2 separate regions of the Homo sapiens genome follow, and region 1 is linked to region 2. The links are chromatin loops, found by intact Hi-C in ENCODE. Cell type or tissue: endothelial cell of umbilical vein. All regions are shown on one strand. Each heading gives the region's core, and the rest is flanking DNA. Links, peaks and the distances in the headings are about the cores only. Region 1 holds the start of TMC7 (transmembrane channel like 7). Region 2 holds the start of LOC124903656 (a long non-coding RNA gene).

Evidence for each region. Peaks named below come from ENCODE experiments on the same cell type or tissue, not always from the same donor. Only the 100,000 strongest peaks of a DNase experiment are listed, where the experiment ranks them.
Region 1: a loop joins it to region 2, with 5 times the contacts of the local background. A loop is called at or near these places in 50 of 110 quality-filtered maps.

The regions. Positions count from the first base shown.
Region 1 is chr16:18,977,460-18,989,706 of GRCh38, reverse strand. TMC7 (transmembrane channel like 7) reads right to left here and starts at 5,773. Exons shown (of 16, transcript NM_024847.4): 1 at 5,577-5,773. The coding sequence starts at 5,643. RefSeq lists an enhancer at 426-720 and a silencer at 5,803-5,862. In endothelial cell of umbilical vein, for the core only: a CTCF peak has its summit at 5,838; a DNase peak (open chromatin) is centred at 5,776; H3K4me3 peaks cover 1,091 bases; H3K27ac peaks cover 507 bases; H3K27me3 peaks cover 239 bases.
Region 2 is chr16:19,081,843-19,094,089 of GRCh38, reverse strand. LOC124903656 (a long non-coding RNA gene) reads right to left here and starts at 2,154. Exons shown (of 2, transcript XR_007065010.1): 1 at 613-2,154. It also overlaps a transcript of COQ7 not described here. In endothelial cell of umbilical vein, for the core only: a CTCF peak has its summit at 7,444 (motif pointing left); DNase peaks (open chromatin) are centred at 5,519, 7,329 and 8,259; H3K4me3 peaks cover 596 bases; H3K27ac peaks cover 425 bases.

The sequences.
Region 1 (12,247 bases), core at 2,223-10,222, 100 kb after region 2:
TTTGTCCCTTTACCGTTTAGTGCGTCTCGCTTGACTAGAAGCTCCATGAAAGCAGAGACCCTACCTGCCTCCTTCGCCACTAGACCCCCAGGGCCTGGTATGTGGTGATCGCTCAGGGCCCATTTTCTTCCCTTCCTCCTCCTCCAAGGGTGGGGACAGAGCATCAGAAGGTCTAGGTGGCCCCAGGCCCAAACAATGCTCCTTTAAAAGGAAACCAGATTGTTACAAAGGTCAGAGGCCGAAAAGTTATTTCCGCCTTTTATCCCTCTAAATTCTTCACTTCCTGAAAAAAACAAACAAAAAAAAGCCACTGAGGGCCCTTGGACTAAATCCAGGCCTGAGTTGCTGGGCAGAGGTCAGTCTTGTCCAGACATGGGGAAAAAATAACTCGAGTCAGACGGGTGGGTCACCAGAGAACGAATCCAGCCTGCAAATGGCCTGTGCAATCTTCAGCTCTGTCCAGACCTGCCTCCCTCTGGGGATGCCTTTAAAGGTGATGAATGACCTGGACGAATGGGCTTAGAAGATAAGAGGGAAAAACAAATATCACAGGTCAAATGGTTATTTGTCTTCAAGTTTAACACCGTCTACTGGACTGAAAGACGTCCAAAGAATAGTTGTTCAACTATGTAAATTCCTTTTTTTTTTTTTTTTGAGACAGAGTCTCACTCTGTTGCCCAGGCTGGAGTGCAATGGTATGATCTTGGCTCACTGCAAGCAACCTCTGCTCCCGGGATCAAGCCATTCTCCTGCCTCAGCTTCCCAAGTAGCTGGGACTACAGGCATGTGCCACCACACTCAGCTAATTTTTGTATTGTTAGTAGAGACGGGGTTTCACCATGTTGACCAGGCTGGTCTTGAACTCCTGACCTCAGGTGATCCACCAGCCTCGGCATCCCAGAGTGCTGGGATTACAGGTGTGAGGCACTGTGCCCGGCCAACTACATAAATTCCTAACAACGTATCTCCAGAAAGTATAGGCACAACGGCACATGCAGTCATGCCCGTAATCAAGTGCTCCAGGAGGCCAAGGCAAGAAGATCCCTTGAGCCCAGGAGTTTGAGACCAGCCTGGCAACATAGCAAGACTCTGTCTCTACAAAATATACAAAAATTGGGCTGGGTATGGTGGCTCACGCCTGTAGGCCCAGCACTTTGGGAGACCAAGGCAGGAAGATCGATTGAACTCAGGAGTTTGGGACCAGCCTGGACAACATAACCAGACCCAGTCTCTACTAAAACTCAAAAAAATTAGCCAGACGTGGTTGCATGCGCCTGTAGTCCCAGCACTTTGGGAGGCCAAGGTGGGTGGATCACCTGAGGTCAGGAGTTCGAGACCAGCCTGGCCAACATGGTGAAGTATCATCTCTACCAAAAATACAAAAATTAGCCAGGCCTGGTGGCACACACCTGTAGTCCCAGCTACTTGGGAGGCTGAGGCAGGAGAATGGATTGAACCCAGGAGGCAGAGGTTGCAGTGAGCTGAGATCGCACCATTGCACTCCAGCCTGGGCAACAGAACAAGACTCCATCAAAAAAAAAAAAAAAAAAGAAAGAGAGAAGAAAAGAAAATTAACCAGGTGTGGCTGCATGCACCTGTAGTCCCAGCACTTTGGGAGGCCAAGGCAGGAGGATCAATCAAGGCTAGGAGTTTGAGACTGCAGAAGGAAACCCTGTCTCTAAAAACAAGGTCCAGCTAAAATCAGTGTCCAGCTCCACCACAAGCGCAGCTCCAGGGGCTGTTGAGTTTTGCCTCTACCGTTCCAAGTAGTCCCTGCTCCAGACCAAGTCCCACCATCTGGCAGTCAGGTCAGTCCAACCACAGTCATATCAAGGCCCTTCCAGGTTCTTTCATTGAGTGTCCCTTGAGGAGGCTGGAGGAGAGGCCAATGACATTTGCACTTGAGACTCCAGAGTCTAGCTTTATAACCACTATGTTACGGCTGCCAGTGTGGCTGCAAGGACACTTCTTTCATTCATTCATTTATTCATTCACAATAGATGTAGCATCTGCTGTGTGCCAGATGCCATTCTAGGTTCTAGGGAAACAAGGCAAAGCCCCTGTTTTCCAAGGCATCCACATTCTAGGAAAGACTGCTACCAGCCTGGCGTGGTGGCTCATGCCTGTAATCCCAGTACTTTGGGAGGCCGAGGTGGGCGGATCACTTGATGTCAGGAGTTCGAGACCAGCCAACATAGTGAAAGCCCGTTTCTACTAAAAGTACAAAAATCAGCTGGGCATGGTGGCACGTGCCTGTAGTCCCAGCTACTCAGGAGGCTAAGGCAGGAGAATCGCTTGAACCTGGGAGGCAGAGGTTGTGGTGAGCCGAGATCGCGCTACTGCACTCCAGCCTGGGCAACAGAGTGAGACTCCATCAAAAAATAATAATAATAAAATAAAGACTGCTACTAAACAAGAAAATAACCAAACCAGATAGATGACTTCAGGTGGTGGTAAGAGCTTTGAAAGAATAAGCAAGGTAACTAACTGGTCAGAGGAAGTGAGATGGGTGCATTGCCTCAGATAGACCGCCCCAGAGGTCTGCCTCTCTGACATGACATTTGAGTAGAGACCCAACAGGAAAAGGAAGAGGCTGCTCTATGGCCGGGTACGGTGGCTCACACCTGTAATCCCAGCACTTTGGGAGGCCCAGGCGGGCGGATCACGAGGTCAGGAGATCGAGACCATCCTGGCTAAGACGGTGAAACCCTGTCTCTACTAAAAATACAAAAAAATTAGCCAGGCGTGGTGGCGGATGCCTGTAGTCCCAGCTACTCGGGAGGCTGAGGCAGGAGAATGGCATGAACCCGGGAGACGGAGCTTGCAGTGAGCCGAGATCGCGCCACTGCACTTCAGCCTGGGCGACAGAGTAAGACTCCATCTCAAAGAAAAAAAAAAAGAACCAAGAGGAGTCCAGGCGAAGAGAACAGCAGATGCAAAGACCCTGAGGCAGAAACAATCTTGGTATGCTGGAGGAATAGGAAGGCAGCCAGTGCAGCTAGAGCAGGATAGGTTAAGGGAGGATCAAGGTGATGAGGGCCTGGAAAGAGGGGCTGGGGTCGAATCACCAGATCCTGTTGGTTGCGATGGAAGAGCCTGGAGTTTATTCTCAGAGCAGTGAGAAGCCACCGGAAAGTTGTTTTTCTGTTTTTGAGACAGAGTCTAGCTCTGTCACCCAGGCAGACTGCAGTGGTGCAACCTCGGCTCACTGTAACCTCTGCCTCCCAGGTTCAAGCGATTCTCCTGCCTCAGGCTCCCCAGTAGCTGGGATTACAGGCACATGCCGCCATACCCATCTTTTTTTTTTTTTTTTTTTCAGACAGAGTCTCTGTCACCCAGGCTGGAGTGCAGTGGCACAATCTCGGCTCACTGCAACCTCCACCTCCCGGGTTCAAGCGATTCTCCTGCCTCAGCCTCCCGAGTAGCTGGGACTACAGGTGCATGCCACCACACCTGGCTAATTTTTTGTGTTTTTAGTAGAGACAGGATTTCACCACGTTAGCCAGGATGGTCTCGATTTCCTGACCTCGTGATCTGCCCACCACGGCCTCCCAAAGTGCTGGGATTACAGGTGTGAGCCACTGTGCCTGGCCAGCCACCGGAAAGTTTTATGTAAGCAGGGGAGTGATCTGTTTTATCATTTAGAAGGATACATACCTCTTCTTTTTTTTTTAGAGACAGGGTCTAGTTCTGTCACCCAGGCTGGAGCCCAGTGTCATAATCATAGCTTACTGTAACCTCAAACTCCTGGGCTCAAGTGATCCTCCTGCCTCAGCATCCCAAAGTGCTGGATTACAGGCATGAGTCACCATGCCTGGTCACACTTCTCATTCTTTAAACCAGACCTCATTTGTCGCCTCCCCCATCCCCCGCCCCACCCCACGGACTGTCCTATAATGCCCATACAACAGGTCACTGTTTAGAAAGTGCTACAAAGTTACAAACACAGTCCCTTCTGAGCCTCCCACCAATGTTGGTGGGTACAAGATCAAAAAAAAAAAAAAAAAACTCATCTATCTAAGGGGCATAGAAGACTTTTTAGTTAGAGGGCCCAATTATAGTCCTCCTGAAAAGATGCCAAAAGTCCCCTCATACACTTAGCAAAGATGCAAGAAAGATGAATCTCACATTCTTTGTATGGGAAATGAGGAACTTGACATCTTCAATATAATGGATTCCACTAAAATAAGATGACTATTAATAGGAACCAACTAAAAAAATACTTGACTAGCTGTTATTGAAAGGCTGAAATTCAGCTGACATAAGCAGTATTAATATTGAGCTAGAAAATAATTCGCATTGAATCCACCCCAACTTTTGTTTTCTGATTTGGGTCTCTTCTAAATTTTTTTTTTCTTCTGGACATTGGGAACAATCCAATTTGAAGGCCTCAATGACCAAATCTACACTCATGTTTTATTCTATATCCTTGGTTTCTTTTTTTTTTTTTGAAACAGTCTTGGTCTGTCGCCCAGGCTGGAGTGCAGTGGCGCAATCTCGGCTCACTGCAACCTCCGCCTCCCGGGTTCAAGCTATTCTCTGCCTCAGCCTCCCAAGTAGCTGGGATTACAAGCACCCACCACCACTCCTGGCTAATTTTTGTATCTTCAGTAGAGATGGGGTTTCACCATCTTGGCCAGGCTGGTCTTGAACTCCTGACCTCGTGATCCACCCGCCTCAGCCTCCCAAAGTGCTGGGATTACAGGCGTGAGCCACCACGCCCGGCCCTACATCCTTGGTTTCAGTAAATCTCTATTCTAAAACTGAAAAAGAGAAAACATTGCAGATAAAACTTTACAGCAGGGTCTTGTGTTTTGTTCAGGACAAGATTCGTAAGCTCCAAATGCTACAAGGAACCCTGCCTGAGTGCTGGCAACTTTTTTATCCTGACTGGGCAGCCGTTGTACATATTTCTGTAGAAATTCATGGAGCTGTATACTTTACTGTAATTCTACCCGATACAAAAGATTATAATACTTGGCTGGCTACCATTTATTGTGACTGTCTAGCCACAATGCCAGGCACTGTGCTAGACACATCACACGATTCTCAGCTAATCCCCGCCCCATTCTATTCCCATTTTACTGCTGAAGGATCTGAGGCTCAGAGAAGGCAAGCCACTTACCAAAGGTCCCACAGCAATAAACAGACAAGGCAGAATTCGGTTTCAAGTTGGTCTAACTGTATGTGAAGGCTGAAATGTCCGGGAGGCAGGCACCTCATACCAGAATGTTAGGCGTGGAGGGGGTGCTCAAATCCTTTCATTTAACAGCAGATGAGGCTATTGAAAGACTGTCTCGGTCAACAGCTGGAAGACAAACCCACCACGGTCCAGACTGCAGTTCTCGTGTCCTTTTGGCCCGGCTGGGTTCCACTGGATTGGATGAGGACGCGTTTGTGGAGGGAGCAGGAATAAGGAAGATCTCCTTCCCACCTGCTGTTCCCCAGAGCCGGGAGCACCCGGCGTCGGGGGTGGGAGGGAACAGCGGCCAGGCCGAGCCTCCAGCACCCGGCTCCCTCCGTGCGCCCTCGGACCCCAGGGGCACCGTCCCCGCGCGCGCTCCCTGCCGCCCTACCTGGATGGACCGCCGGCTGCCGGCTGGGCCTGCCGGGCTGGAGCGCACTGCCGCTGGACTCGCTCATGGCCGCGCCCCGCGCTCCTCAGAGGCTGCCGAGGACCCTCTCCAGCCGCCGCCGCCGCCGCCGCCTCCCCGGCCTTCCCTCGCGGAGCCGGGATTCCAGGTTCCGGCGCTGACATCACAGAAGCCGGAGTGGGGCGCCCCCGCGAGGAGCCGAGCATCAGGGACCGCAGAGGGGCTGCAGAGCCCGGGAGATCCGGCAAGGCTCCATCCAGCGGTGGCGACAAGCAGCGACCTCCCTGATGTCTCACTGAGCTTAAAAAATAACAATAGATTGGGCGCACTGGGAGCCCAGTCTCCACCAGGACCCGGTACACCCATGTAACAAACATGCACATGGACCCCCTGCATCTAAAATCAAACCTGATCTAATAAAGAAATAAATAACAAAAATAACTGGTTGGGAGTGGTGGCTCACGTCTGTAATCCTCGCATTTTGGGAGTCCGAGGCTGGAGGACCGCACGAACTCACAAGTTTGAGACCAACCTGGCCAACACAGTGAGACCCCCATCTTTAAAATTAAAAAATAAAAAGTCCACACGCAAAAAACCCCAAGACTCCAAATCAGTGCATCTAGTAAGTTACCATTTGGGAACAAAAAGGAAACCAAAAAATATATTTGTACATGCTTGTAAATGCCTAAGCTATCTCCCTAGAGGGTGCAAAAAACTGGCTACCTGTGGTAGCTCTGGGTGGGGAGCTAGAGGGCCGAGTGAAGAGAAAACCACGTGCAGTGTTTGTCTTTTACGTTTTGCACTATATCCTCGTTTCATCTCTACCTCTGTTCGTGTGCAGGTTAAAAACATAAAATTGCCAGGCGCAGTGGCTCACACCTGTAATCTCACCACTTTGAGAGGCCGAGGCGGGAGGATCACCTGAGGTCAGGAGTTCGAGACTATCCTGGCCAACACGGTGAAACCCTGTCTCTACTAAAAATACAAAATTAGCCTGGCATGGTAGTGCATGCCTGTAGTCCCAGCTACCAGGGAGGCTGAGGCAGGAGAATCGCTGGAACCCAGGAGGCAGAGGTTGCAGTGAGCCGAGATCACGCCACTGCACTCCAGCCTGGGCGACAGAAGGAGACTCCATCTCAGAAAAAAAAAGAAAAAGAAAAGTAATTGCTAAATATAAATAAATGGGGAAAATGGAGAGAAATCTCCTGTGCAGATTTTGAAATCATTTACGTAGATACTTTAAGGATGGGGAGCTTAGCTCCCTACTCCTTAAGTGTGAGTTGCCCATAGCGACATCCTTCCAAAAGAGTGCAGTATGGAAGTGGTGGTGGAAGAGGGTGAGGGTGGGTTTTATATTAGATAATACCTGACAAACACTGTCTCAGACAGATGATCAAAGTTAACATCATCCGGGATCAGTGGCTCACACCTGTAATCCCAGCACTTTGGGAGGCCGAGGCAGGTGGATCACTTGAGGTCAGGAGTTCGAGACCAGCCTGGCCAACATGGCGAAACCCTGTCTCTACCAAAAATACAAAAAAATTAGCTGGGCATGGTGGCGGGCGCCTGTAATCCCAGCTACTAGGGAGGCTGAGGCAGGAGAATCTCTTGAACCCAGGAGGCGGAGGTTGCAGTGAGTCGAGATTGCACTACTGCACTCCAGCCTGGGCAACAGAGTAAGACTCCATCTCAAAAAAAAAAAGTAAATAAGTAAATAAGTTAACATCAACATTAAGCCATGAGGATGGTGTGCACCCTTCCTACGATGGGATGAGAAGGGCACTTTACCTCTGTGGTCATAAGAAAAATATCAGACAAATTCAACTGAGGGGCATTCTACAGAATACCTGATTAGTATTCCTCAAAACTGTCAAGGTCATTTAAAAAAAAAAAAAAAGGAGGCTGGAGACTGGGTGTGGTGGCTCATGCCTGTAATCCCAGCACTTTGGGAGGCCAAGGCAGGTGGATCGCAAGGTCAGGAGTTCGAGACCAGCCTGGCCAAGATGGTGAAACCCTGTCTCTACTAAAAAAAATACAAAAAATTAGCTGTGTATGGTGGTGGGCACCTGTAACCCCAGCTACTCAGGAGGCTGAGGCAGAGAATTGCTTGAACCCAGGAAGCGGAGCTTGCAGTGAGCCGAGATTGTGCCACTGCACTCCAGCCTGAGCAACAGAGTGAGACTCCGTCTCAAAAAAAAAAAAGGCTGGACGCAGTGGCTCATGCCTATAATCCCAGCACTTTAGAAGGCTGAGGTAGGAGGATGGCTTGAGCCCAGGAGTTGGAGACTAGCCTGAGCAACACAGTGAGACCCCATCTCTCCAAAAAATTTTAAAAATTATCTGAATGTGGTGGTGCACGCCTATAATCTGAGCTACTCAGTTCCTGGAACACAAGTTAAAACACATTAAAAACTATGGAAATCTTAATAAAGTAGGGACTTCAGTTAATAGTCATGTATCACTCTTGGTTCATTAATTGTGAGAAATGTACCATATTGATGTAGGATGTTAATAGTAGGGGAAACTGGGCGTGGGCCATGTGAAAACTCACTATCTTATCCTCAAAGGTTTTCTGTAGATCCAAAACTATTCCAAAACAGAAAATTATGTGTGTGGGTAAGTAATTTCCTGGCTCAAAATAAAAGCTATTTTTTATTTATTTATTTATTTTGAGACAGAGTCTCACTCTGTTGCCCAGGCTGGCGGCAGTGGCACAGTCTTGGCTCACTGCAACCTCTGCCTCCCAGGTTCAAGCAATTCTCCTGCCTCAGCCTCCCGAGTAGCTGGGATTACAGGCACCTGCCACCATACCGGCTAATTTTTGTATTTTTAGTAGAGATGGTGTTTCGCCATGTTGGCCAGGCTGGTCTCAAACCACCGACCTCAAGTGATTCGCCCATCTTGGCCTCCCAAAGTGCTGGGATGACAGGCATGAGCCACCGTGCCCAGCTGATAAAAGCTGTTTTTATTGTGGTTAAGGGTAAGGTCACTGGATGGGAACCTGGTTTCTGATTATTTCCTATGTGAGCTGGACCATGTGCCACAAACTTTCTGAGCCTGTTTTCTCATCTGTAAAATGGGGATATAAGACTAGAGCTTAGGTCCCAGGGCTGTGGCAACAACAACTGCCTAGGGGCAGCCTAAATTTCTATTGATCGGAGAGGGGTTAAATAAATTTTGACACATCCGTCCAGCAATTACATAGCTCTACATGGAGATGTATCAAAAATTATATTTATAGAAGGTATATTATTAAGTGAAAAAGCAAGGTGGAGGCTGGGCATGGTAGCTCATGCTTATAACCCCAGCATTTTGGGAGGCTGAGGCAGGAGGGTCACTTGAGTCTAGGAGTTTAAGACCAGCCTGGGCAACGTAGTGAGATCCCTATCTCTACAAAAATAAAAATTATCCAGGTGTGGTGGCACACATCTGTAGTCCTGGCTACTTAGGAGGCTAAGGCAGGAGGATTGCTTGAGCCCAGGAGTTCAAGGTTCAGTGAGCTATGCTCATGACACTGCCCTCCAACAACAGCGAGACACCATCTCAAAAACAAAACAAACAAAAAAAACAAGATGAACAAGTGTATCAGGTAAGCCACCATTTGGGTTAAAAAAGCAAGAATATATATGTATCTGTTTCTAAATGCAGCATACATCTCAGGACAAGGGCAGGGGAATTTTTACTAATTACCCCTTTTTTTACTCCATAGACATATTACTGATACATACTCAAATGTTAAAAAATGATCTTTAAACCTGTGGCACAGGGGAAGTGTCAGGAAATGATGACTATTTCTACTGAGAGACAATTCCTCCCTCTTCCCTTCCTTACTGGAGGCCACCTCCCAGCCCGCAGTCCCAGCCTGCAGATCTGGAAAGGAACCCAGTTTTTCTGCATATGGAAGATGGAATGGGATGGAGGTGAGTGGTGACTGTGCAGTGACCCTAGAGAGAAGATCCAGCACTTCCTGCTGGCTGCACCTGGCACCTGGCACCTGGCCCTGGCTTGGCTCTGCATCCTGAGCCAGAGAGACCTCGGTTATTTTTCTAGGAGCAGAAGAATGAGCCAGCCTCCCAAAGGAGACTCCCTGCTCCCAGGAGACAATTTTACAGGAATAGAAATAGGATAGTTAGGATAGTTCTTCAGGAAGCAACAGTCACTAAAATCTCCTGTTAGAAGGAATAGAAGAGGAAGAAGGCAGATAGATGGATACAAAGAAATTCAGACAGAAGGATGGTGAGTAGGACAGAAAGACGGGCAGAATTATCAATTCACGTGTTGCTTTCTTTTTTATTTTATTTTATTTTATTTTATTTTTTGAGACGGAGTCTTGCTCTGTCGCCCAGGCTGGAGTGCAGTGGTGCGATCTCAGCTCACTGCAACCCCTGTCTCCTGGGTTCAAGCGATTCTCTTGCATCAGCCTCCCAAGTAGCTGGGACTACAGGCGTGTACCACCACACCCGGCTAATTTTTTGTATTTTTAGTAGAGATGGGGTTTCAATGTGTTAGCCAGGTTGGTCTCCATCTCCTGACCTGGTGATCCGCCCGCCTTGGCCTCCCAAAGTGCTGGGATTACAGGCGTGAGCCACCGCACCCGGCATGTGTGGCTTTATTTCAAGGAGAGACAGAAATGTCGCCACAGCACCCCCTATGGCCTTTCTCAATCCTAGCACTTTATTTTTACCATTTGTTCTGTTTCTTTTTTTCTTTCTTTTTTCTTTTTTTTTTTTTTTGAGACGGAGTCTTGCTGTGTCACCCAGGCTGGAGTGCAGTGGCACCAATCTCAACTCACTGCAACCTCTCCCTCCCGGGTTCCAGCGATTCTCCTGCCTCAGCCTCCTGAGTAGCTGGGACTACAGGCACACACCACCATGCCCGGCTAATTTTTATGTTTTTTAGTAGAGATGGGGGTTCCACCATATTGGCCAGGCTTGTCTCGAACTCCTGACCTTGTGATCCACCCGCCTCAGCCTCCCAAAGTGCTAGGATTACAGTTGTGAGCCACCGCGCCCGGCCAATTGTTCTATCTGTTTCTCACAGTAGACTATAAGCTTGGTGAGGGCTCCCTTTTACTATTAGGGGGAAAAACAACAACAACTGTCACTTACTGAGAACTTACTCTGAGCCAAACGCTTACCACGTGCCCCTTCATTTACCTTCATCCTCTCTAAGACATCAGTAGGAACCTTCAACTCCATGTTATAGAGAAAAGGACCATGGCTCAGAGGGAAAGTGGAATCTCTCCTCTTTGCTAATTCCCTCCAGCGGCTCATCTTACCCAGCACCACCACCCCTGCCAAGGCAAGGTCAGCCTCCTGACCACTTCCCTGCCTCGTCCAAGTCTTGTGCATCAGCACTCAGAGCAAACCTCTCAGAAAAGGAGGTCTAGGCACATGTTCTCAAGACCTCCTGAGGGCTTTGTCATGGGCCACTCTCACTCATATTTTTTTTTAAGAAATTATATTAATGGGCCGGGCGCAGTGGCTCATGCCTGTAATCCCAGCACTTTGGGAGGCTGAGGTGGGTGGATCACTTGAGGTCAGGAGCTTGAGACCAGCCTGGCCAACATGGCGAAACCCTGTCTCTACTAAAAATACGAAAATTAGCCTGGCATGGTGGTTCATGCCTGTAATCCCAGCTACCAGGGAGGCTGAGGCAGGAGAATCACTGGAACCCAGGAGGCAGAGGTTGCAGTGAGCCGAGATCATGCTACTGCACTCCAGCCTGGGTGACAGAGCAAGACTCCGTCTCAAAAAAAAAAAGTAAATTCCTGGCCCCATCATCTTTGGCCTTAATGCAGGTTGTCCTGATACAAACTGGGACCCCGGACACCCCGCATCTTTTTCCCTTCCTCCCACCCCCACCTACTGTCATTCCACACATTGTCTACAACAGAAATGCTTTGCAAAATGTAAACTTCTAAATAAATGTTAATGCCATAGCCGTGGCTATGTAAGACTTAGAATTGTGGGATTGTTGCCAGGCTCGGTGGCTCACCTGTAATCCCAGCACTTTGGGAGGCCGAGGTGGGCAGATGATGAGGTCAGGAGATGGAGACCATCCTGGCTAACACGGTGAAACCCTATCTCTACGAAAAATACAAAAAATTAGCCAGGCGTGATGGCACATGCCTATAGTCCCAGCTACTCGAGAGGCTGAGGCAGGAGAATCACTTGAACCCAGGAGGCAGAGGTTGCAGTGAGCCGAGATCACGCCATTGCACTCCAGCCTGGGTGACAAGAGCAAAACTCTGTTCCCCCCCGCCCAAAAAAAAAAAGAAAAGAAAAGAAATTGTGGGATTGCAAAATGGACCAAAGGAGAGGGCACTGGACACACCAAAGGAAACGATCAGTTCCTCTCACAACACTTCTGACACCAAATGTGTGTGTGGGTTTTTTCCTCACACCAACTGTATTAGTCCATTCTCACCTTGCTATAAAGAAATACCTGAGACTGGGTAATAAAGAAAAGAGGTTTCATTGGCTCATGATTCTGCACATTGCACAGGAAGCATGGCTGGGGAGGCCTCAGGAAACTTACAATCAAGGCAGAAGGCAAGAGGGGAATGAGATGTCTCACGTGGCAGGAGCAGGAGGAAGAGGCAGAGAATGTGGAGGTACCACCCACTTTTAAACAACCAGATCTCAGGATGA
Region 2 (12,247 bases), core at 2,934-10,933:
AGGAGTGAATTTGGCTCTCTTTTTATAGCCCTATCTAAAGGTCAGCCTTTTTTTCCTGCAGCTGGAGGTGATCTACGCCACACCGTGCGCTTAAAAGTGATGGATCGTCAGCCCTGCCCTCGTGTCAGGGCTGTGCGGAGCACATAATCTACCTTCCATTTCTTCTGCAAAGCCACCTGAGGTTTAATTTGATGTGTTTCATTTCTGACCCTGCATGAAGGACCACCTCAACACCTGCATGTTTTAGGAGGTTTTGAACAATATCCACTTTGTCAATCACCTGGGATCTCCAGTCCACACCATGCCCAGTAGGAAGCCAGTGTTCACTTTGCATGAGTGAAAACTCAAAGCCCAAACTAGGCACAGCTTATCTTAACCACACAGAGGGATGGAAAAGGCAGGCAGCTATGTTTACTCAGAGTTATTTTAACAGAATGATCCTTGTCCTACTCTGTGACTTTTGTTCACCTAACAGGTATTTCTGTTTATTATAGATAATTCATTCAATATTCATTGATTCAAAAAATAGTGATTGTCTTTGTCCATTTTCTGTTGCTTATTACAGAATACCTGAAACTGGGTAATTTACAAGGAAAATAATTTATTACTTACAGTTATGGAGGCTGGGAAGTCCAAGGTTAAGGGGCCGCTCTGGTGAAGGCCTTCTTGCTGGTGGGGACCCTCTGCAGAGTCCCGAGATGGCACAGGGCATCACAGAGCAAGGGGGTTGAGTGTGCTAGCTCAGATCTCTCTTTCTCTTCTTATAAAGCCGCCAGTTCTAAAGCCTGTAGTCCCAGCTACTCAGAAGGCTGAGGGAGGAGAATTGCTTGAACCCAGGAGGCAGAGGTTGCAGTGAGCTAAACTCCAGCCTAGGCAACAGGAGAGAGAGAGAGACAGAGACAGAGACAGAGAGAGACAGAGAGAAGAAATAAAAGCAGGAAGGAAAGAGAAAGAAAAAGAAAGGAAAGAAAAGAAAGAAAGAAAGAGAGAAGGAAGGAAGGAAGGAAAGAAAGAGAAGGAAGGAAGGAAGGAAAGAAAGAAAAAGAAAGAAAGAAAGGAAGGGAGGGAGGGAGGGAAAAGAAATGAGAAAAGAAAAGAGGGAGGGAGGAGGGAAGGAAGGAAAGAAAGAAAGAGGGAGGGAGGGAAAAGAAAAGAAATGAGAAAAGAAAAGAGGGAGGGAGGAGGGAAGGAAGGAAGGAAAGAAGGAAGGAAAGAAGGAAGGAAGGGAAAAGAAAATTGCAGATAATTTTTCTTTGGACACTATCAGATCCCTCAACAAACAATATCATCAGCCACACCCTTCTTCATCACCTTAAGAAGTATGGAGATGTGAAGTATATTTTATGTTCATGTGCTTTGATCAATCCCAATAACTTTCAATTTCCTAATTTCACATATGATAAATCTCCAAATGCCTCAAATAGGTCCATGGTCCTTCTGACCTATAAGTGAAATCATTACTAACTGCTGTGGATCTGAAAGGGAGACACAATGACTCCAACGAGTTGAGGATCATCCTTCCAAACCTCTCTACCTGTCAAGGAAATAGATTTGAAAGCAATGCAAGCAGGTGAAATTTCAGGTTTTAAGATTAATTAGATGTTGAGGGTGAGGCTGAAGAAAGAATACATGTTGGCCTCTAGTTTAGGCAACTGTGTGGAACTTTCAATCCCCAGTGGCTGGAATTCTATCTGGCACAGGGCACATGCCAAATAAATGTTTGTGAATGAAAAAATAAACAAAAAAACTTCCCCTGAAATGAATCACTTCCCTTGACTTCCTTATTTTTGTCCTATATTTTGATCGTTTTCCTAGTCATTCAGCCTTAAACTCATCACTGACTCATCTTGAGGTCTTGTAATTGTTGGGGTTCTCTGGAGAAACAGAATCACAGAACCAATGCGCGCGCGCACACACACACACACACACACAGAGAGAGAGAGAGAGAGAGAGAGAGAGATTTATTATAAAGAATTTGCTCAGAGCAATTATGAAAGCTGAGAAGTCTCAAGATCTGCAGTTGGCTAGCTGGAGACCCAAGAGAGCTGATAGTGTCGTTCCAGTCCAAACGTCACTGACTTGAGCCAGGCACAGTGGCTCACGCCTGTAATCCCAGCACTTTGGGAGGCCAAGGCAGGGGTGGATTGCTTAAGTCCCTGTATTAGTCCGTTCTCATGCTGCTAATACATATTGGAGACTGGGTAATTTATAAAGAAAAGAGGTTTAATTGACTCACAGTTTTGCATGGCTGGGGAGGCCTCAAGAAATTTACAATCATGGTGGATGGGGAAGCAAACACGTCCTTCTTCACATAGCAGCAGGGGAGAGAAGAATGAGTGCCCAGCAAAGGGGGAAGCCCCTTATAAAAACATCAGATTTCATGAGAACTCACTCACTATCACAAGAACAGGATGGGGAAAACCACCGCCATGATTCAATTATCTCCCCCTGGGGGAACTACAATTCAAGATAAGATTTTGGTGGGACCACAGCCAAACTGTATCAGTCCAGGAGTTCAAGACTAACCTGGGCAACATAGTGAAACCCCATCACGACAAAAAAAAAAAAAAAAAAAAAAAAAAAAAATATATATATATATATATATATATATATATACACACACACACAAATTAGCTAGGCATGGTGGCGCGTACCTGTAGTCCCAGCTACTCAGAGGGCTGAGGTAGGAGAATTGCTTGAGCCTGGGAGGCAGAGGTTGCAGTGACATAAGATCACACCAAGATCACTGAACTCTAGCCTGGGTGACAGAGTGATACCCTATCTCAAGAAAACCATCAGCAACAACAGCAAAAGTCACTGACTTGAGACCCAAGAAAGACCAATGTTTCAATTCAAGTCTGAAGGCCAGAAAGAAAACGATGTCCCGGCTTGCAGGCTGTCAGACAGGAGGCGCTCCCTCTTACTCAGCCTTTTTGTTCCATTCAAACCTTCAACTGATTGGACAGGGCTCATCCACATTAGGAAGGGCAGTCGGCCTTACTCAATCTATTGACTATAATGTTCATCGGACCCAGAAACACCCTCACAGACACACCCGGAATAATGTTTGAGCAAATGTCTGGGCACCCTGTGGCCCAGTCAAGTGGACACACAAAATTAACCATCCCAGGTCCTTTCCAATTAGTCACCAACATCTGTTCTTTTCTGGAGAGTTGATTTCTATCCTGGCAGGAAAGAGAGGCACATGGAAAAGAGGCTTATTGAAGGGAACTGAATGAGGGGACTGGTCAGAAAGGTCAGCACAGGATGAAGGGAACTTATGATTGAAGGCTGGTGATGCTTCCAAGGACCTGCATCTGTAAGAGGATGCTATGACCTGTGGATTGAGAAGGCATGCAGGGGGGGTGGACTAGGCACTCACTGTCCAAAGCACTTAATACATTAACCTTCAAATAAAGTTTAATGAGATATAATTACATACCATACAATTCACCAATTTAAGGTATACATTCAGAGTCATGCAACCATCATCACAGTCTATTTTAGAGCATTTTCATTGCTGCAAAGGTAAATCCTGCACCCTTTGCCATTAGCCTCTGATGCCCCAGTTCCCCCTAGCCCTAGGCACTCACTGATCTACTTTCTTTTCTTTTTTTTTTTTTTTTTTTTTTTGAGACAGAGTCTCACTCTGCCACCCAGGCTGGAGTGCAGTGTCGCGATCTCAGCTCACTGCAACCTCCGCCTCCTGGGTTCAAGCGATTCTCATGCCTCAGCCTCCCAAGTAGCTGGGATTACAGGTATACGCCACCACACCTGGCTCATTTTTATATTTTTAGTAGAGATGAGGCTTCTCCATGTTGGCCAGGCTGGTCTTGAACTCCTGACCTCAGTTGATCTGTCATCTCGGCCTCCCAAATGCTAAGATTACAGGCGTGAGCCGCCATGCCCAGCCTACTTTCTGTCTCTACAGATTTGCCTATGCCGGGCATTCTAGGTAAATGGAATCATGCAATAGGTGGTGTTTTGTGACTGGCTTCCTTCACTTAGCATATTGTTTTCAAGGTTCAGCCATGACAACCCAGGTGTTCTCATTTTACAAGTAAGAACATTAGAAGTTGGGTAACACTTGGTAAGTGGTAAGCAAGGATACCTCTCCCATCCCCGCCACTGGTGGTGTAGCCCATTACACTACACTGCCTCTGGGTCCCCATAGAGCTCTCACCCAGGTCTTCACCCACCCTCAAGACCAGCACTACCTAAATGTCCCCCACTGGGTTCCGTCTTCCTGTCTCCAGGCCATCCTGACCCCACTGCCTAATTGTTATCCACTCTCAAGTCCTGACTACATCTTGACCTCCTGGGCTCAGGGGACATTAGGCCTTTTGATCTGCCCAACATCTGTTCTCTCTTCTGGGACACGACTCTGGCTTCCTCTGTGGGAACCACCCCTACCCAACTCTCAGCCCACCGGGCTTGGGTGGAGTTTTTCCCACTCCACCTGCTGCAGGAGTAGCCATGTGGCCAGGCCTGGCCAATGAGAGCTCCACAGGCCTCCCCAGTCCACAGTGATTGGTGGAGGGTCAGGAATGTAACCTGATTGGGGAAAAGTAAGGCTAGAGATGGGGAAGGGGTGTGTGTTGTGGATTCTAGCAGCTTCCCTGTGTTCTGCAGAAGCAAGAGGAAGAGACTGTCATCTTTCTTGTGGATGGAGGAGTGTTAGGATGTCCTATATAGAAGTGCTATGGCCATTTTGCTGCCATAGGTGAGGAGGACCACGGGGCCGGGGGGGTGGGGAGAGGGTCACTGTGAGCCTAATATCAACACTGTGGAAAGCAGTGAAATGAGAGAAAGAGAAAGAAAAGTCGAATGTTTGGTTTCAGTTCCTGGATCAAGCAATACCTGAAGAAAGAGCCCTCTGGATCCCTGATTTAGCAGAGCTAATAACTTCCTATTAGAAGCAAAGGTGGCTCACGTCTGTAATCCCAGCACTTTGGGAGGCTGAGGCGAGCAGATCACTTTGGGCCAGGAGTTCAAGACCAGCCTGGGCAACATGGCGAAACCTCATCTCTACTAAAATACAAAGATTAGCCAGGCATGGTGGTGCACGCCTGTAATACCAGCTACTTGGGAGGCTGTGGCAGGAGAATCGCTTGAACCTGGAAGGCCAAGTTTGCAGTGAGCTATGATGGTGCCGCTGTCCTCCAAAGAAGCAAAAGTGAAATGTTTTGTGTTGCTTTTAAATGATATAAGGGGAAAATATGAATTTCATGTTCTAAAATTCTTTTATTCCTCAGCACTTAGAATAATGTGTGCCCTTAAAGCGGTCAAATGAATAACTCCAATAATTATTCTTTAAGTGCCCATGTGGTCTTATTTAAACATACACACATACACAGAGCATCAATAAGTAAGTGCAACAGGTGTCATTCCCGTGCAGGTTTTTTTTTTTTTAATTGTTGCAATAAAGCCATTTAGAAATTAGGCATGGAAAATACCATAGAGAGGCTGCCGCCCCAGCAGAATGGGAAGCATGGGTGTTTGCCATTGTTTCCACCTGGCAAAGACAGCTTGGTCTGAAACATGTTTCCAGCTGTCACAGCACTGAATAAGTTACAGAAAATTGGAACAATAGGTCATATCCTAGCAGAAAACAGTGCAGGAAAAGCGGGACAGAATGGACATCCTGAATCAGCCCAGGCAAGTAGGATGTAAAGCGGGGAAAGTACATCCAAGCAGAAGCAGATTTAGGATGAATGCTTTTGTGGAATTAAACTATTGCTTCTTCTTTTTAAAAAATTATTATTAATATTATGATTATTATTATTATTGATACGGAGTCTCGCTCTGTCACCCAGACTGGAGTTCAGTGGAACCATCTTAGCTCACTACAACCTCCACCTCCAGGGTTCAAGCGATTCTCCTGCCTCAGCCTCCTGAGTAGCTGAAATTACAGGCACCTGCCACCGCACCTGGCTAATTTTTGTATTTTTAGTAGAGACAGGGTTTCTCCAAGTTGGTGAGGCTGGTCTTGAACTCCTGACTTCAAGTGATCCACTCGCCTTGGCCTCCCAAAGTGCTGGGATTACAGGCGTGAGTCACCGCGCCCGGCCAAATTTATTGAGACAGGGTCTCCCTGTGTTGCACAGCCTGGTCTCAAACTTCTGAGTTCTAGTGATCTGCCTGCCTCGGCCTCTCAAAGTGCTGGAAACCGCACCCGGCTTAAACCATTGCTTCTTAACCAGGGCTACACATCAGAGGTCCTGTGGGAGTTTTTATAATACGGTCATCCCTTAGGCCCAGCCCCATAGCTGCTGCTTCAGTAGGACTGGATAGAGCAGGAGCATTCATAGATTTTTTTTTTTTTTTTAATCTCGGGTTTATTCTGACTGGCATGCCCAGTTAAAAATCCAGGGTTAAACATTGGGAAATTCTAATTTTGGAAATATAATTGGATTTTTTTTAAGTGCAGGGAAGAAAGTATCATAAAGAGAAATTCTCAAAAGAAAGAAAGAAAGAAACACTTTGGGAGGCTGAGGCAGGATCGCTTAAGGCCAGGAGTTCGAGACCAGCCTGGACAAAATAGTGAGACCTCGTCATTAAAAATAAAAATAAAAATGAGATGGGCGCCGGGCGTGGTGGCTCACGCCTGTAATCCCAGCACTTTGGGAGGCCGAGACGGTGGATCACCTGAGGTCAGGAGTTCGAGACCAGACTGGCCAACATGGTGAAACCCCGTCTCTACTTAAAATAAAATTTAAAAAATCAGCTGGGTGTGGTGGTACGCACCTGTAATCCCAGGTACTCGGGAGGCTGAGGCAGGAGAATCGCTTGAACCTGGGTGGCGGAGGTTGCAGTGAGCCGAGATCGTGCCATTGCACTCCAGACTAGGGGACAAGAGCGAGACTTCGTCTCAAAAAAAAAAAAAAAAAAAAAAAAAAAATTAGATGGGCATGGTGGTTCACACCTGTAACCCCAGCACTTTAGGTGGCTGAGGAAGGAGAATCGCTTGAACCTAGGAGTTAGAGGCTGCAGTGAGCTATGGTTAGCCTGGGCGACATAGCAAGACCCTGTCTCTTACAGAAAAAAAAAACAAAAAAACAGTGCAGCCCCTTGGATGTTGTCTGATGCCTGAAGCTGGTTTTTCCACATGGCTCCCCTAGATAGAGTCTAATCGTCCCCGTTTTCCTGTTTCCCTTTTCTGAAAAAGAAAAATGTATCCTCCGGGATAGGACACCCGAGACGCATGGACGGCGCAGACTGGAGCAGCCAGCCGAGCCCTCCGCCTCTGGCCGTGCACACACGTGACATCAGTTCCCGTTCAACAAAGTCGAGATCGCGGGACTGGAGGATTGTGGCCAGGGTATCATATGTACCATATATAACGCGCAGCAATGACCCGGCCCTCCTGCCGGGCGTTGTCCCGCCGGCCTTGCAACAGAGCCTCGCAGGGTTCGCAGCGTGGGGCGCGGGCGCCCTCTGCCGGACACAGGCGGGCGCCGAGGGCCCGAGACCTTCTTTGCCCTTGGCGCGCCCGGGAGCCGATCTCTACGCGATCCAGGATGAAAGAACCTGCAGTGCTCGGGCTCAGCCCCTCAGGGTTGCCGTTTCAGAGGCAGAAGTGGGAGGACGCACGTCCTGGGGGCGAGAAGCGCCTTTTCAAGCTCTGAACACATGAGGTGGGAAAGTGCTTTGCGCTCCGGGATGTTTCTCGGGAACCCGCAGAAGCCAGACATGAGCGGTGTTGAGGCTGAAGCTCCACTTTGAAAGGTGTCTTTGGTTTCCCTGAGTTGGGAAAGGTTGTGTTTTCTTGGCCTCAAATCACCTGGATCAAGGGATCTTAAGGAGGACCTTAATGAGGGTCTGGTGTTTTTATTAAATTATCAGAGGTATGGGATCTTCCCAAGGGTTAAAACCTTGAGCTCGTCCTTCCTTCCCAGGGGTCCCTCCTTCTGAAAGATGGTCCTCCTAAGCGTTAGGGGGCCCCCAAAAGCCTGTGTTAGAAGTAACCCAGGCCGGGCGTGGTGTGGCTCACGCCCATAATCCCAACTACTTGGGAAGCTGAGGCAGGAAGATCGCTTGAGCCTGGGAATTTGAGGCTGCAGTGAGCTATGATCACCCCACTGCCCTCCAGCCTGGACAATAGGAGACCCTGTCTCAGGAAAAAAAAAAAAAAAAAAAAAAGGCAACCCAGATGTCCACCAAGAGGCAAAAAGATAAGATAAGCGGAGGAAGAATGGCTTAGTAGTTAAGTTTACAGCCTCTGGAACCAGGCCAAGGAGGTTCAACCACAGGCCTGGGCTGTGGTAGGAGCTGGGTCAGGTCAGCAGTGGTTCATAGAAGAGTATGGCAGCCAATTAAAGGAACGAGATGGAGCTCTATGAACTGACTTGGGAAGATGGCCAGTGTAGGTCACCGAGTGAAATGCACAGATTGCAGATCCAATGCATAATATTATTCCATTTGGGGAACAATACAAACTCAAACATGTATGTGGATAAAAGATTTCTAAAAACCATCCAGAAAGATACACACTGAATTATTAATAGTAGTTGCTTCTAGGGAACATTTGGAAGAAGAGCCTTTTTTTATTTTTCTCTTTCCTTTTTCTACTTATATGCAGTTTATATTTGATTTTGAGGCAAGTATTACTTTTGGAGGTGGAAAAAAAGAGAAAAATGCACTTAGTGGTAGGTTGCTACTAGCTTATCTCGAAGGAAATTGGTAACAGATTTACCAATTTACTGTTAATCAACAGTCTACAGGGAGATTTACTTGTCACTGTAAATACCCTTTAGCACTGTTGGGATATTTTCCTATGTGCATACATGCATTTTTATTACAAAAAAAAGTTTTAATGTTTTAAAAACAGGGCAATTTAACCTTGTCTTTAGTCCAACAAAAATGTATTGCATGTCAGGTACTCCGCTAAGCCTTGAAGACATGGAAACGACCAAATTGGTGTCTGCCTTGCAGGAGTTTATGGTCTGGCTCAGTGCGCCTCACACTTTTAACGTGCTTCCACATCACCTGGAGCTGGTGTATTGGTTACCTATTGCTGCATAACAAATGACCCCAACACTCAGCAGCTGGAAACAACATTTATCATCTAAAATAGTTGCTGAGGGTCTAATCACTCCTGAGTGATTCAGGAGTGACTTAGCTGGTTGATTCTGGCTTGGGGCCGCTCATGAGGTTGGAGTCAACATGTTGGGGGCTGCAGTCATCTGAAGGCTGAATTGGAGCCAAAGGATTCACTTGCAAGATGGTGTACTCCCATGGCTATTGGCAGGAGGCCTCAGTTCTTGGCCATGTGAGCGTCTCCACAGATTAAGTGCTTGAGTATCCTCATGACATGACAGCTAGCTTCCCCAAGAGTAAGTAATCCCAGGGGGAAAGATGGAAGCTGCAGTGTCTTTTTTTTTTTTAAACAGAATCTGGCTCTGTCATCCCGGCTAGAGTGCAGTGATATGATCATAGCTTAGTGCAGCCTCTAACTCCCGGGCTCAAGTGATCTTCCAACCTCAGCCTCCCAAGTAGCTAAGACTGCATATACCTGCCACCATGCCCAGCTAATTTTTTATTTTTATTTTTTGTAGAGACAGGGTTTTGCTATATTGCCCATGCTGGTCTTGAACTCCTGGCCTCAAGCAAACCTCCTGCCTTGGCCTCCTGAAGTGCTGTGATTACAGGTGTAAGCCACACACGGCCAATCTTTACAGTGTCTTTTATGACCTAACTTTGGATGTCACACTTCATTTCCACCGTGTTCTGTTTGTTAGAAACAAGTCACTGAATACAGCCCACATGGAAGGCAAGGGGAAGCAAGCTCCACCGAACATAGGTGTATCAAGGAATTTGTGGACATACTTTAAAACCACCACATCTTTCTAAAATGCAAATTGTTTGAGTAGGTCTGGAGAGATTCCCAAATTCTGCATTTCTAACATGCTCCCATGTGATACCACTGCCTTTGGTCCATGAACCACACTTTGAATAATGAGAGAATCAAAGACTTGCAAAGAACTATAGTTCAGATCGCCTCCTTGGAACTACAGTGCTTGCAAGAATAATATCCTTTCTCATCCTGCCATCATCTTTGGATAGTGTCCAATTTTAAAATCACATTTTCCCTAAAAGGTCAGATCAGGAAAGTAAGAGAAAGACAAGATTACCTTGTTAATACACAAGGACAAGCTGTAATGGAATTAAAAACAATCAAAGGGAGATTCAAAAAATCTCTCTGGCCTTGTTCTGGAAGCTCTCAGAAGCATAAAACATCAGCCATCAATTCTGAAGGGGAGGCTAAACAAACAGCCTGGGTTTTTAATAAGAATTGTACAAAGTGCTTTATGGGACTAAGACTCCTGGCTGCAGTACTTATAAAATTAGCTTTGATATGGGAGGGCAAGAAATAGCACCCGAGTCTCAGAAGATGAAAGTTTCTTCATGCTCTGCTGGCTTGAAGGGTAGTAAATGTACAAAATCGCTTTCTCATTTAACAGCCAGAATTAAAATTTGCATAAAACTACCCTAAAACAAAGAAACAAACAAACAAAAAACTAAACTAAATCACCTGTATTTTTCCTATTGCTTTGCTCTGTGCTACAGTTTCAATGTGGTTTGTCCCAACCAAAACTCATGTTGAAATTTGATCACCAATGTGGCAGTGTTGGGAGGTGTTTGGATGATCGAGGCGGATCCCTCACGAATAGATGAACGTCCTCCTGCTGGAAGAGCGAGTTCTCGCTTTCTTGGGAATGGGTTAATTCCCAAGAGAGTGCATTGTTAAAAGGTGTCTGGCTTCCTCAGTTTGACTCTTTTGCATCCTGTCTCAATCTCTTTGACATGCCCACTACCCTTCCTCTTTCCACCATTGGTGGAAGCAGTGTGAGGCCTTCACCAGACACAGCTGCCCAATCCTGGACCTTCCAGCCACCAGAATTGTGAGATAAATAAATCTCTTTTCTTTATAAATTACCCAGTCTTGGGTATTTTGTTATAGCAACACAAAACAGACTAAGACAATTTACATGCCATACAATTCACAATTTTAACATGTATGATCCAGTAAATTTAAGTATAGGTTGTGCAACTATCACCGATTCTAGAACATTTTTATCACCCAAAAAAACACTCTGTATCCATTAGCAGTTACTCCCTATTTCTCCCCATCCCCGCCCCTCCAGCCCTAGACGACCACTAATCTACCTTCTGTTTCTATGGATTTGCCTATTCTGGACATTTCATGTAGGTGGAATAATACAATACGTGACCTTTTGTGTCTGGCTTCTTTCACTTAGCATGTTTTAAAATTGTGGTAAAATATACATAAAATTTGCCATTTTAACTATTTTTTTTTTTTTAGACAGAGTCTCACTCTGTTGCCCAGGCTGGAATGCAGTGGTGTGATCTCAGCTCACTGAAATCTCTGCCACCTGGGTTCAAGCGATTCTCCTGCCTCAGCTCGTGAGTAGCTGGGACTACGCCCGGCTAATTTTTGTAGTTTTAGTAGAGACGGGGTTTCACCATCTTGGCCAGGCTGGTCTTGAACTCCTGACCTCGTGATGCACCTGCCTCAGCCTCCCAAAGTGCTGGGATTACAGGCGTGAGCCACTGCAACTGGCCTAAACTTTTTTTTTTTTCTTCTCAAAGTCACCCAGGCTAGACTGTTCTGGTGCTCTCATAGCTCACTGCAACCTCAAACTCCTGGACTCAAGCGATCCTTCCACCTTGGCCTCCCAAAGTGCTGAGATGACAGGCATGAGCCACTGTGCCTGGCCCCATTTTAACCATTTTTAAGAATACATTCCATTGACATTAAGTACATTCACATTGTTGTTCAATAATCAACGTCATACATTTCCAGAACTATTTTCATCTTCCCATACTGAAACTCTGGACCCAAGCATAATATTTTTAAGGTTCATCCATGTTGTATCATGTATCACTACTTTATTCCTTTTTATAGCTGAGTAAGATTGCCTTGTTTGGGTATATTGCCATTTTGTTCATCAGTTGATGGACATGAGTTGTTTCCACTTTTAGTTATTATGAGCATTCATGTACAAGGATTGGTTTGAACATGTTTTCTTTTTTTCTTTTTTTTTGGGATGGAGTTTCACTCTTGTTGCCCAGGCTGGAGTAAAATGGCATGATCTCAACTCACGGCAACCTCCGCCTCCTCTAGAATATTGATCCAGATCCAGATTTCTATATTAACCATCCCTTGTTTCTTCTGAGCTTCAGCCAGAGATCACTGGTTGGTTCACAGAATAAGTAGGGTTAG